Linked DNA regions of Homo sapiens: region 2 is linked to region 1. A link is a loop called in an ENCODE intact Hi-C map of the cell type or tissue named here. Cell type or tissue: K562. All regions are shown on one strand. Links, peaks and the distances in the headings refer to the core of each region. The heading gives the core; the rest is flanking DNA.

Evidence for each region. Peaks named below come from ENCODE experiments on the same cell type or tissue, not always from the same donor. Only the 100,000 strongest peaks of a DNase experiment are listed, where the experiment ranks them.
Region 2: it touches region 1 in a loop (4-fold over the local background); 6 of 110 quality-filtered maps call a loop at or near these places.

The regions. Positions count from the first base shown.
Region 1 is chr1:241,693,424-241,698,810 of GRCh38, reverse strand. The region is part of intron 8 of WDR64 (WD repeat domain 64); the gene reads right to left. All of the region lies in intron 1 of LOC124904603 (a long non-coding RNA gene), which reads left to right. Among named protein-coding and RNA genes, the nearest start is that of WDR64, 44 kb to the right of the region's middle. In K562, for the core only: no CTCF peak of the experiment used is centred there; DNase peaks (open chromatin) are centred at 420, 1,690 and 2,600.
Region 2 is chr1:241,832,788-241,838,174 of GRCh38, reverse strand. It overlaps the pseudogene RPL6P3. Among named protein-coding and RNA genes, the nearest start is that of EXO1, 13 kb to the left of the region's middle. In K562, for the core only: CTCF peaks have their summits at 3,214 and 3,979; DNase peaks (open chromatin) are centred at 3,214 and 4,224.

The sequences.
Region 1 (5,387 bases), core at 157-5,156:
GCATGAAAAGGGTATCTAACCTATCTTGGAAGAAAGGTGCTGAGGAGTGGTCAGGAAAATTCCCTGGAGTAGGTACCATCTGATCCTTAAAGATTTCTGGAGGTTGGGGGACAGAAAGAAGAGGAAGAATGGGGAGGGTATTTCAGGCTCAAAATATGTACAAAGTTCCAGCATGGGGGTTTCAAGGAAGCAGCAAGCAGTTCAGATTTACAGGAAGCTAAGTACAAGGCAGTGAAGGGCACTGAAGGGGATGAGGTGAGGAGTATGCTGGGCGCCAGATCATGGAAGTGCTGTGGGGAGGGGACAGAGAACTGTGAAAAGTATTGAGATGTTTGGATGTCATCTTCAGGAGAATACCCTGGAAGATTAATGAACAATCGTTTTGACAGGGATAATATTGAGGCAAGAGGGCAGTTGGAGATAAGGGCCAGGAGAGTGAAAGGAATAGAGATAAAGAAGACAGGACAGATGCCATGAGTGGTTATGAGGCAATATGGACAAATTTGGTGATTACTGGTTTGTGGGAATCAAGGAAGAAAAGAGAATCATGTGAGGTGACAGGTTTCCAGCTAGAGTGATGGATGGACCATAGTGCCACCAAGCAAAATACAAAATGCTATAGAAGGTATATATTTTAAAGTGGGGGAAGTTAAGCTCAGATATGATCATATGAGTCTGAGGGACTATGAGATATCCAAGTGCAGATATTGAGCAAGAAGAAGTCCCAAATTCAAGATAGCTTGGGTTTCATTAGTACATAGGTATCAGTGTATTGAAGAATACAACTATCACCCAAGAAGAGGATAGAATGTAAGAAGAAAAGTTGGCTAAGGACCTGATGCTAGAGAATGCCACCATTAAGAGAAGGCATGAAAAGAAGAATCACAAGAAAAAAGAACCAACAGTAAGATACTGGGAGACAACTCTGGCTTCCCAGAAACCAGGCGAATAGTTTCAGGGTGGGTGAGATCAGTAAGGCTGAATGTCCTGAGGCTTTCTGATTCCACAGAGTAGATAGGGAAGAAGCTACATTAGAGAGAATTATGGAGGGAATGAATAACATCAAGGAACTGGAGGCAGTGAATGCAGAGTACTCTTCTCGGAAGTTAAAATAAGAAGGAAAGAAAATGTATAGTGTGATTGTTAGGAGGAAAATGTAGGTCAAAGGAAGGGTTACTCATATCGACAGAGACTTGAGCATTATAGTTTGAAAATAAGAGTTTTAAGCTGGGCATGGTGGCTCCTGCCTGTAGTTCCAGCTAGCCTGTTCGACGCTGGGGGAGTGAGCTATGATTGCACCACTGCACTCCAGTCAGGGTGACACAGTGAGACCCTGTGTCTAAAAATAGAGAAAGAAAATAAGGAGACAGTGGAAGAGCTGAGACAGCAAGATCCTGGAGAAGATGGAAGGAGTTGAGCATAAGGTCACCAATGGAAGGTTTGATACTTTAACCTCTGAAACAAAAAGAAAAGAAGAATAGGTACGGCCAGAGATAATTTTGAAAGGTATGATGTGTTGAAGAATTCCCCTTGAGGCTCCAGGTTTTTCATCATGTAGGAGGACAGGATATCAGTGAAGAGTGAAAGGGGCAGAAGTCTGGAATAGTCACTGGAGAAAATGAGACAGGAAGTAGAGCAAAGGCATGTAAAGGGATTAGGAGTCTAGGCTAAGGGCTCTGCTAACAGAAGGGTTGGGGTTCTGCAATCAGATGCAGTGAGCAGATAGGGTGTAAGGCCAAGAAAATGCTGGTGAGATATTATCTCAGATGAATAACCTGGGGTCTAGGTCAATAGGAAGGGAAGAAAGTAGAGGAGAGGGCTGACAAAATTTGAGATAATGAAGAGATCAAGGTGTCAGAGGCATTTGAACCAGAGCAAATCCATCTTGAATAGGGGCTGGGTAAAATAAGGCTGAGTCCTGCTGGGCTACATTTACAGAAGCTTAGGCATTCTTAGTCACAGGATGAGATAGAAGGTCAACACAAGATACAGGTCCCAAAGACCTTGCTCATAAAACAGGTTGCAGTAAAGAAGCCGGCCAAATCCCACCAAACCCAAGATGGCCATGAGAGTGACCTCTGGTCATCCTCACTGCTCATTATACGCAAATTATAATGCAGTAGCAGGCTAAGAGACACTCCCACCAGTGCCATGACGGTTTGCAAACACCAGGACAATGTCAGGAAGTTACCCTCTATGGTCTAAAAAAGGGAGAAACCCTCAGTTCCAGGAATTGCTCACCCCTCTCCCAGAAAACTCAGAAATAATCCACCCTTTGTTTACCATATAATTAAGGAGTAACTATACGTGTATTCAGTCAAGCAGCCCATGTCACTGCCTGGCTTATGGAGTAGCCATTCTTTTATTCCTTTACTTTCTTAATAAATTTGCTTTGACTTTACTCTATGGACTCGCCCCCAAATTCTTTTTTGCGTGAGGTCCAAGAACCTTTTTTGGGGGTCAGGATCAGGATCCCTTTCCAATAACAAAGATATCTGAGACTTCAGTGAGGTCATTGAGTAGCTGTAGTGGGAGTTAGAGTGTTCAAGAGCTGATAAGATAAAAGAGGAGGTCAGAGAAAGGAACTTTCTCTGAAGAGAACTTTTTCTGAAAGAAAAAAATCCAGGTGCTGTAAGTTAGGGTCTTATCAGTGTTATTCAGACTAATGCTTTTTTTTTTTTTTTTTTTTTTTTTTTTGATACTGGGTCTCATTCCATTCCACAGGCTGGAGTACAGTGGTGTGCTCATCACTCACTGCAGCCTCGACCTCCCAGGCTAAAGTGATCCTCCCATCTCAGCCTCCCAAGTAGCTGGGACCACAGGCGCATGCCACCATACCTGGCTAATTTTTAACTTATTTGTAGCGACAGGATCTCCCTATGTTGCCCAGGCTGGTCTTGAACTCCTGGGCTCGAGTGATTCTCCCACCTTGGCCTCCCAAAGTGCTGGGATTACAGGCTTAGCCACTATGTCTGGTCTCAGAATAATGCCTTGATTTCTATTTTATAATCTTAGCATTGGCAATAGGCAATTAAATGCACCAGTATAAAGATACTCTTTAAGAAAGTAGAAATAAGCCACTTCATCCCTCCAAATGCAGACTTGGTATGTTTATTGTGGCTGTTATAACATTTCTCGTTGATGAAATCACTGCCAAGTTTATTTTTATAGTCCTCTAAGTAAGATTTCTTGTTCTTATCTTTTTAGGCTTGCTGAGAACTATCGTTTATTACTCCCTTTTCTTAACTTCTACTGTGCCTATAATTCTAAACCATTCAACTGATCTTTGATATATCGTGCTTTGCATTGATAATTATCATCCCATGTAATGATGTGCTGGTAAATGTGTAATATTCAGCTGCAGCCAGGGAAAGCAGGGTGGGTCGACTGATTTTTAGAGTTTGCTGTTTTCCATGCTATAAATATGGTAGCATGGCTGCTTCCAAATTACCAATGTGACATCTCTAAACATGGAGTTAGGAAAAAAAACATATAGTTGTGCGCCATTGTACTGTGTAGTATTTTCTGAGGATATTTTTTTAAAAACCCTCAAGAACACAGACAATGGTAAATTGTAATAAATAAAAAAGAAGTGACGTATTTTGAGTATTTACTGCCTTTGTTCTTTATATAATTGAACTACTAGCTTATATAATTCAATTTTGAATGATGTCAGTGATTGTTTGTTTGTTTGTTTGATTGTTTTTGGCTTAGGTTTGACATCCCAAGATGACAATGTTTAACAACAGGCTTGCCTAATTCCTGAAATTTTAACAATCAACTCTCATAAGCTAATATGAACTGACTTCAACATACCACTGACTTTATGTCTGTATGTTTTATCTTACCACTTAAATTTTAAGCATGTAGAGGCAGGGGTCGTGGCTTAGATATATTTGTATTGTCCATAGTGCTTATCCCATAGTGACTTACTAAATATTTGTTGGATAACAGATATATTTCTGGACTAAAAGCTATATATGACCTGTATAAGTTTCTGGTTGCTACATTAGTTGCTGTAATCACCCTGGTAAATGTGCTGGAAATGTTTGCCCTGGTAAAATGGAGGCTATAGATTTGTGTATCTTGGAAATGAACATGTTTTCTCTGGATGTTGAAGTAGAATATGTCTTCTGTAGGACTACAAGGGCATATCAATCTGCATACGTTTTCACAGTGTTCCTTTATGGTTATGAATGTATCACGAATTGCCAGCATAGTATATAATCAAATTGGATATAAACTTGCATCTATTTCTTAATTAAATGTTTCAGAAATGCACTCCTTTAAAATGCAAGAGTATAATCACTAGCAGTTAATTATATTACAGAAACTAAATGAAACTATGCAATTAATTATGCCATATAAATGATATTTGTGGAATCCAATCTGGTGTCAAGAAATGAAACTGTTTTTAATGTGCTGTGAAGGGTTTTTAATTTGTCTTTCAGTGCAATATGTTATACAGCAAAATAAACATTTCGTCCTTTCTAAATGAGTGAAAAAAAAGTATCTTTCATGAAGTCTACAATTTTCAAGAAAATCACATCTTAGAAAAAGTCACATCTTAGAGATGTGATATGCTGTTCTTCCATTAAATTTCTAATTCTGTTATTTCATTGCTTAAATTTAAAACCTCAGAATTTAAAGGAATTCTAAGTCTGTATATGCAGAGGCTATTTTTTGTGACTCTTTTTTTTTTGTATGAATTTCATTTAAACAGCTCAAGAGCACCTAAAGGACATCATGCATTTTGTTAGGGGGACAGGCTACTCACCATTTTTCCTAGTACTACTTTTAGTTGTTCTCTAAATGTAAAGGTGGGGAAGGAGACCAAGTTCTATAGCTAACAATCAATCTCCTTTCGACTCACCCATTTTTTAGATTAAAAAGCTGAAATTCAGAAAAATTTATTAGGGTTTTGAAAATAAATTTTTAAGAATGGAATTAAATCACCAGAGAAGGGTTATATGTTTTAACCAATCTTTTTTTTAGATAGGTTTATGCTCATCCTTAAGGCTAAATCCGAATAATATGGCTGTTGTTGTTGCAACAAGTCAGATTCTTGTTTGTAGCTCAGCACATTTTTAAACTAGATTTTATTTTTCAGAACAGTTTTAGATTCACAGCAGAACTGAGGGGAAGGCACAGAGATTTCCCACATACTCCCTGTCCCCACACATGCACAGTCTCTCCCGAAATCAAAATCCCACACCACAGTGCTACATTGGTTATAATAATGGACACAAGATTATAAACCAAAGTCCATAGTTTACATTAGGGTTCACAATTGGTGTTGTACACTCCATAGGTTTTGATACATGTGTAATGACATTATCCCCCATTACAGTATCATACAAAGTAGTTTCAGTGCCCTAAAATTCTCT
Region 2 (5,387 bases), core at 258-5,257, 140 kb before region 1:
AGCTACAGAGGCTTGGGTCAAGAAATGTCTTAGTCACAGTGAACCCGCTGCATTCCACTGTGTATCTGTCTCCCTTAGGCATAAACTTAGGTTTTCCACGTCAAAATTCCTGTAAGGCAGTGTGAAATTCCGTAAATCCTTTTTGGCAAAAGCATTTCTGGGCTTGCGTAACTCAGATATAAGTCCCTTAATCTCATTGCCATTTTATCTTTATAAGCCAATCTTCAGTAACTCTGCAACTATTATAATGACTTTTTCAAACCTTCAGGTAACCTTCAGGTATGTGTAACTCATACTGGTGAAATGCTGCTATACAGCTTTCTAGAAATGATCAGAACTACTTAGAAATCTTGTTTTGGGTAGAAATTGTAGTTATATATAAAGCACCTTTATTCTTGAAAAGGGCACTGGCTCTATTCATCAAAAAATCCTCAGTTTAGGTGACCTTTTGAGAGTGAACGTGAGCAGAACGCAGACCATCTATGGCTTAGGTTTTCCTGGCACATTGCAGCCCCATTGAAAGATCTCGCTGTAGCAGTGGGAGTCCTCATGGACCACGGGTCCTGCCCACCTTTCTTTTTCTCCTGTGTATTTTTTGAAGGTCTGGCTCCTACTGATGCTAGGAATTACTTTGTCATCCTTAGGTAGTATTTTTGCTTAGACTAAAGGTCATGTCCTTCTTTCTCGAATTACCCACTTACTGCAAATTAAGATGCCTCCATGCCTCCTAAATCAATGTGTATCTTCTAATTATAATAGAAACACATTTTTTTGATAGTGACCACAGGAAAATACAGAAATGTATCAAGAAGAAAACAAAAATCTCCAGTAATCCTACTGTTATATCCAGAAATCACTACTATTAACATCTTCTGTATTTCCTGGCACTGTTTTTAATGCCTGTGTGTGTACGCATATTTAAAAAAACTTGGCTTTATAATAGACATAAATAAAATGTTGCATATTTTCTCATATGTCAGTATTTCCTGAGTGTTTTCCTGTGCAGTACATGTTCTTTGAACATGTCCTATTATATATTCCTTCATTATGAATGACTCATAATGATTTAACACTGCACCTATTATTGGGTGTTCGGCTTGTATTTATCTTTTATTGTTAATGGTAGGCATACTTATATCTTTATTTTCTTATCCAATAATCTACTTAGGATTAATTCCTTGAAGAGGAATTGCAGAGTTAAAAGCTTTGATTGTTTTTATCTTTAATGTTCTTGATATACACTAACAGATCGCCCTCCAGGAAGGTCTTGTCAATTTAAATACCGGCTCTTAGGCCTGCTTCTTTGAAAATTCTCCCAAAAATGAACGATATTTTTACTAATTTTTTTTTTTTTACTATATGATGGGTGAAAATGTTATTTACTCTTCTTTTCCATTTTGTTTCTTTGGATAATAAGAAGTTGAACATTGACTTTCTTGTGTTTTTTTTCTTATTTACATCTATTTTGTATGTTAATTCTTTATATTCTGTTCTTTTTTTTCTATTAGATTCTTAAGGCTTTTCTTTCTTTTCATTTTTGTTAGACCTCAGCTACAGAGGATTGAGTTAAATAATATCCTCTTTTCATGGAAATTATCAGCATCATTCCCTTTTATCCTGATTCCTGATTCCCATTTTCCTCTCCCGCTGCCCCACGACACACAAATGCAAGCTTCCAAGCTTCCTAGTGTGTTCAGTGAATACTCTTTCAGTTATACGAGTTCTTGTTAAGTGTGTGTTATTGTAAACATGCATTTTCAATTTATATAAATCAAATGGTACTGTGTATTACATTTAATTCTTCTTATTTTCATTTAGTGCTCAATAGCCACATGTGGTTAGTGGCTACCATATTGGACTGTGTAGATTTAGAACATATTCATTATTGCAGAAAGTTCCATTGGAGAAAACTATTCTAGATATTAGATGCAGATCAATTTTAGACCTTGAGATGTCTTCTCCTATTCTGTCATGTGTCTGCTAAATTTGCTGATTATTCCTGTATTGTATAGAAATCTCCAAGTTTGATGTAAATACATTTATTGTTTGCCTTATGATTTGTGCTTTGCAAATTTTGTTTAAGAAGTCTTTTCCCACCCTAGATCACCAGTATACTCTGTTATGTTACCTTCCATTAATTTTTATAGTTTCTTCCCTTTTACATTTAGGTTTTTGGTCTGTTGAAGTTCACCTTTGTTATTTGGTGTTAGGTAGAAATCTAGTTTTATTTTTTTCCATACGTGAATAAGTTTCACTAACATTGTCTGTTTTAAAATCTATGTCTTTTCTTCATTGATTAGTGGTGCTATTTTTATTATGTATAAGTTCCCATGAGTGTATGGATCTGTTTCTAAACTCTCTCTTCTGTTTCATTGGTCTAGTTATTTGTTCTTCACAATTCATACTTTTTATTATTGACATTGTTCTATGTCTTAGTATCTGACAGGACACGTCCTGTTTTTATACTCTTCTTTTTAAAGGGTTGACCTATCTATGGACATTTATTCTTCCAGATAAATTTTAGAATAAATTTATTTAGTTTATCTAAAAGAAAACTGGACGTTTGAATGAGATTTAATTGGATTTAGGTGAATTAAGTCTAACTCAAAAAACTTTGACATCTTGGAAAATTAAATCAGCCTGTTTTAAACCATATATTTATATAATCATCTGTGTCCTTTACTGGCATTTAGAAGCTTCCCCCACCCCAGAGATATTGTATATTCTGGTTCAGTTAGTCCCCATATATTTTATTGTTTTATTTCCGTAGATTGTATCTCCTTTTAAATTTTTCTAGTTGATTATTGCTGCTACAGAGAAATGCTATGGCTTTTGTAAGTTGATCTTATAAGTGGAAACCATGCAAAAGCTTATCCATTCTTATAGTTTGTTGATTTGTAAAAACTCTTAATTTATTAAAAGTGTTTTGCTATCTGTAGGTCATATTTATTAGAAGTGTTTTCCAGTTTGTTATTTGACTTAGAATTTTATTTATGATGTATTTTTACACTTCTAAGTTTTAAATTTATCAGGTAGCAAATTCTGTTAATGCTATTTTGTCATTTTTATCAATTAATTTATGCTATTTGTCAAAAGGAAGTGTATTTTCCTTTTTTTCTTCAGTACTAGCAATCTGTTTTATTGTTTCCCCAAAATATAGAGTTCTTCACGGAATGCCAAAGTAGACAGAAAGTGTGTAGCACTTTTGATCCACTAGAGGCCAACACTTGCTTGAAAGAAACTGGCATGCTTTCCTAAATCTCCTATTTTTTTCCTCTCTGAATGGGAAGAAACTGGCTGAAAAAAAGCCTTACAGAAAATAACTAATTTCTATTTAAATTAGATGTCTAGAAATGCTATAGAAAGAAGAATCTGGACAAAAAGAAAAGGCTATTTTCAAAGACAATAAGTTATATAAAGAGGATTCAAAGCAACAAAGCTGTTTTTAGTGGAAAAAAAATGAAAGCAGAAAATCCAAATAAAACAGTTTAAAATGTTTTAAAAATTTAACTTAGAAGAAAGAGAAAACTAAAATAGAAATAAAAAAGGTCCAGCTTCTACTCAAAATACACATTTAGTGTCATTAAATAAGAAGTAGGTGACAAGAGGCTGGGCGCGGTGGCTCACACCTGTAATCCCAACACTTTGGGTGGCCAAGGCAGATGGATCACAAGGTTAAGAGATCGAGACCATCCTGGCCAACATGGTGAAACCCTGTCTCCACTAAAAATACAAACAATTAGCAGGGCGTGGTGGCGGGCGCCTGTAGTCCCAGCTACTCGGGAGGCTGAGGCAGGAGAATCACTTGAACCTGGGAAGTGGAGGTTGCAGTGAGCCGAGATTGTGCCACTGCACTCCAGCCTGGGTGACAGAGCGAGACTCCATAAAAAAACAAACAAACAAACAAAAAGTAGGTGACAAGAAACAGCAGACAATAGTGGCTTTTTCTCCCTTTTCCTCTTTGCTCTGAAAAACCAGGAGATGGGGCTAACCTGCCTCCCATTCTGTAGGGTTCCTGCACAGATAACTGGGTGAAAAACAATTCCCAAACTGAAAAAAATCCATTGTTTTAATTCCAGTGAGGTGATCTGTAGGAAATAACCACGCTGGCTTACAAGCAGACATTGAAAGGTGGTTCTTCTCTGAGGCTTATTCTTAAAATCATGTTTATCACTCAAAAGCAGACATATCTACAGAGGGAGGGATGAAGAGGAGGGAAAGAAGGAAGGAGGGAAGGAGGAAGGGTGGGCCAATACCAAGACTGCAATTCTCTTATCTATGAAAACATAAAGAATTGCGAAAAACGGTTCTTTACATATAGACAGAGGTGCTTATAATTTAGAGCTGGAAAAAAATGATCAAGATTAAATGACAGCCCACATGCAAAACACTATAAAAAGCAAGGTACTATTATTATTATTACAAAGGTGCATCTGCCAGCGGGGATCTTGGCTTCTGGGTGCCCTTTCATAAGTAGGGCAGCTACGTCATATCATATATGAAAGCCTATGCTATACAAAGAAGTTATTTTTACATCAATCGAAATAAATGCATAAAAGATTTACGTTTGCATTGAAGACAAGGTAAAATTTTTAAAAATCAATGGGAACGCATCTTAGACATGCCAAGTTATATTATAAAGAACTTCCAAATGAATATGTTTTCTGCTGGCTTTTGATTTAATACCTATAAAAACTGAGTACATACAGTAGGAAGGGCACATTTACAAGGATGGACTGAAAAATACCATATGTTATTTCACAAAGTTTCGTTAACTTTTAATGAATTAAATTTATTTTCATTTATAAGAAGTATGTGCACAAGATAGAAAATGCACACACAGCTAAGGGGTTTCATTGGAAAGCACTCTGCTCTCCTAAACCCATTCCCATTCCCTCATCTACCAGTGTCACCATCCACAGTTAATTGTCATTGCCACTTTCTTACCATCGGTATGTCTGAATTTTTTTTTTTTTTTACAGAAATGCTAGTATGCCATACAAATTGTTCCACATCTTGCCTTAAAATGCCACACCATCACCAATAACCACTTAACATAATATGGTTTGCTCTTCATCTCAGGTCAGTTAGGTCAGAAGGAGGTATGCTTTATTCTAAGTTACACAGTATTCCACCAGATGAATGTATCATCGTTGATTTGTCTAGTCTCCTACTGAAAGACATTTAGATTATTTTCAGCCCTTGGCTATAAAAAACAATAATCCAGTGATTTTCTGTGTACTTCTATTTTCTTTGTGGAAATATGATTTAGGAATGGAAACCTAGAAGAGAAATTGATGGGTCAAAGGTATGAGTGTTTTTTTGTTTGTTTGCCTGTTTTTGTTTGTTTTTTTGTAGTCAGCTATTTAATTAGGTTCTTAAGGCAT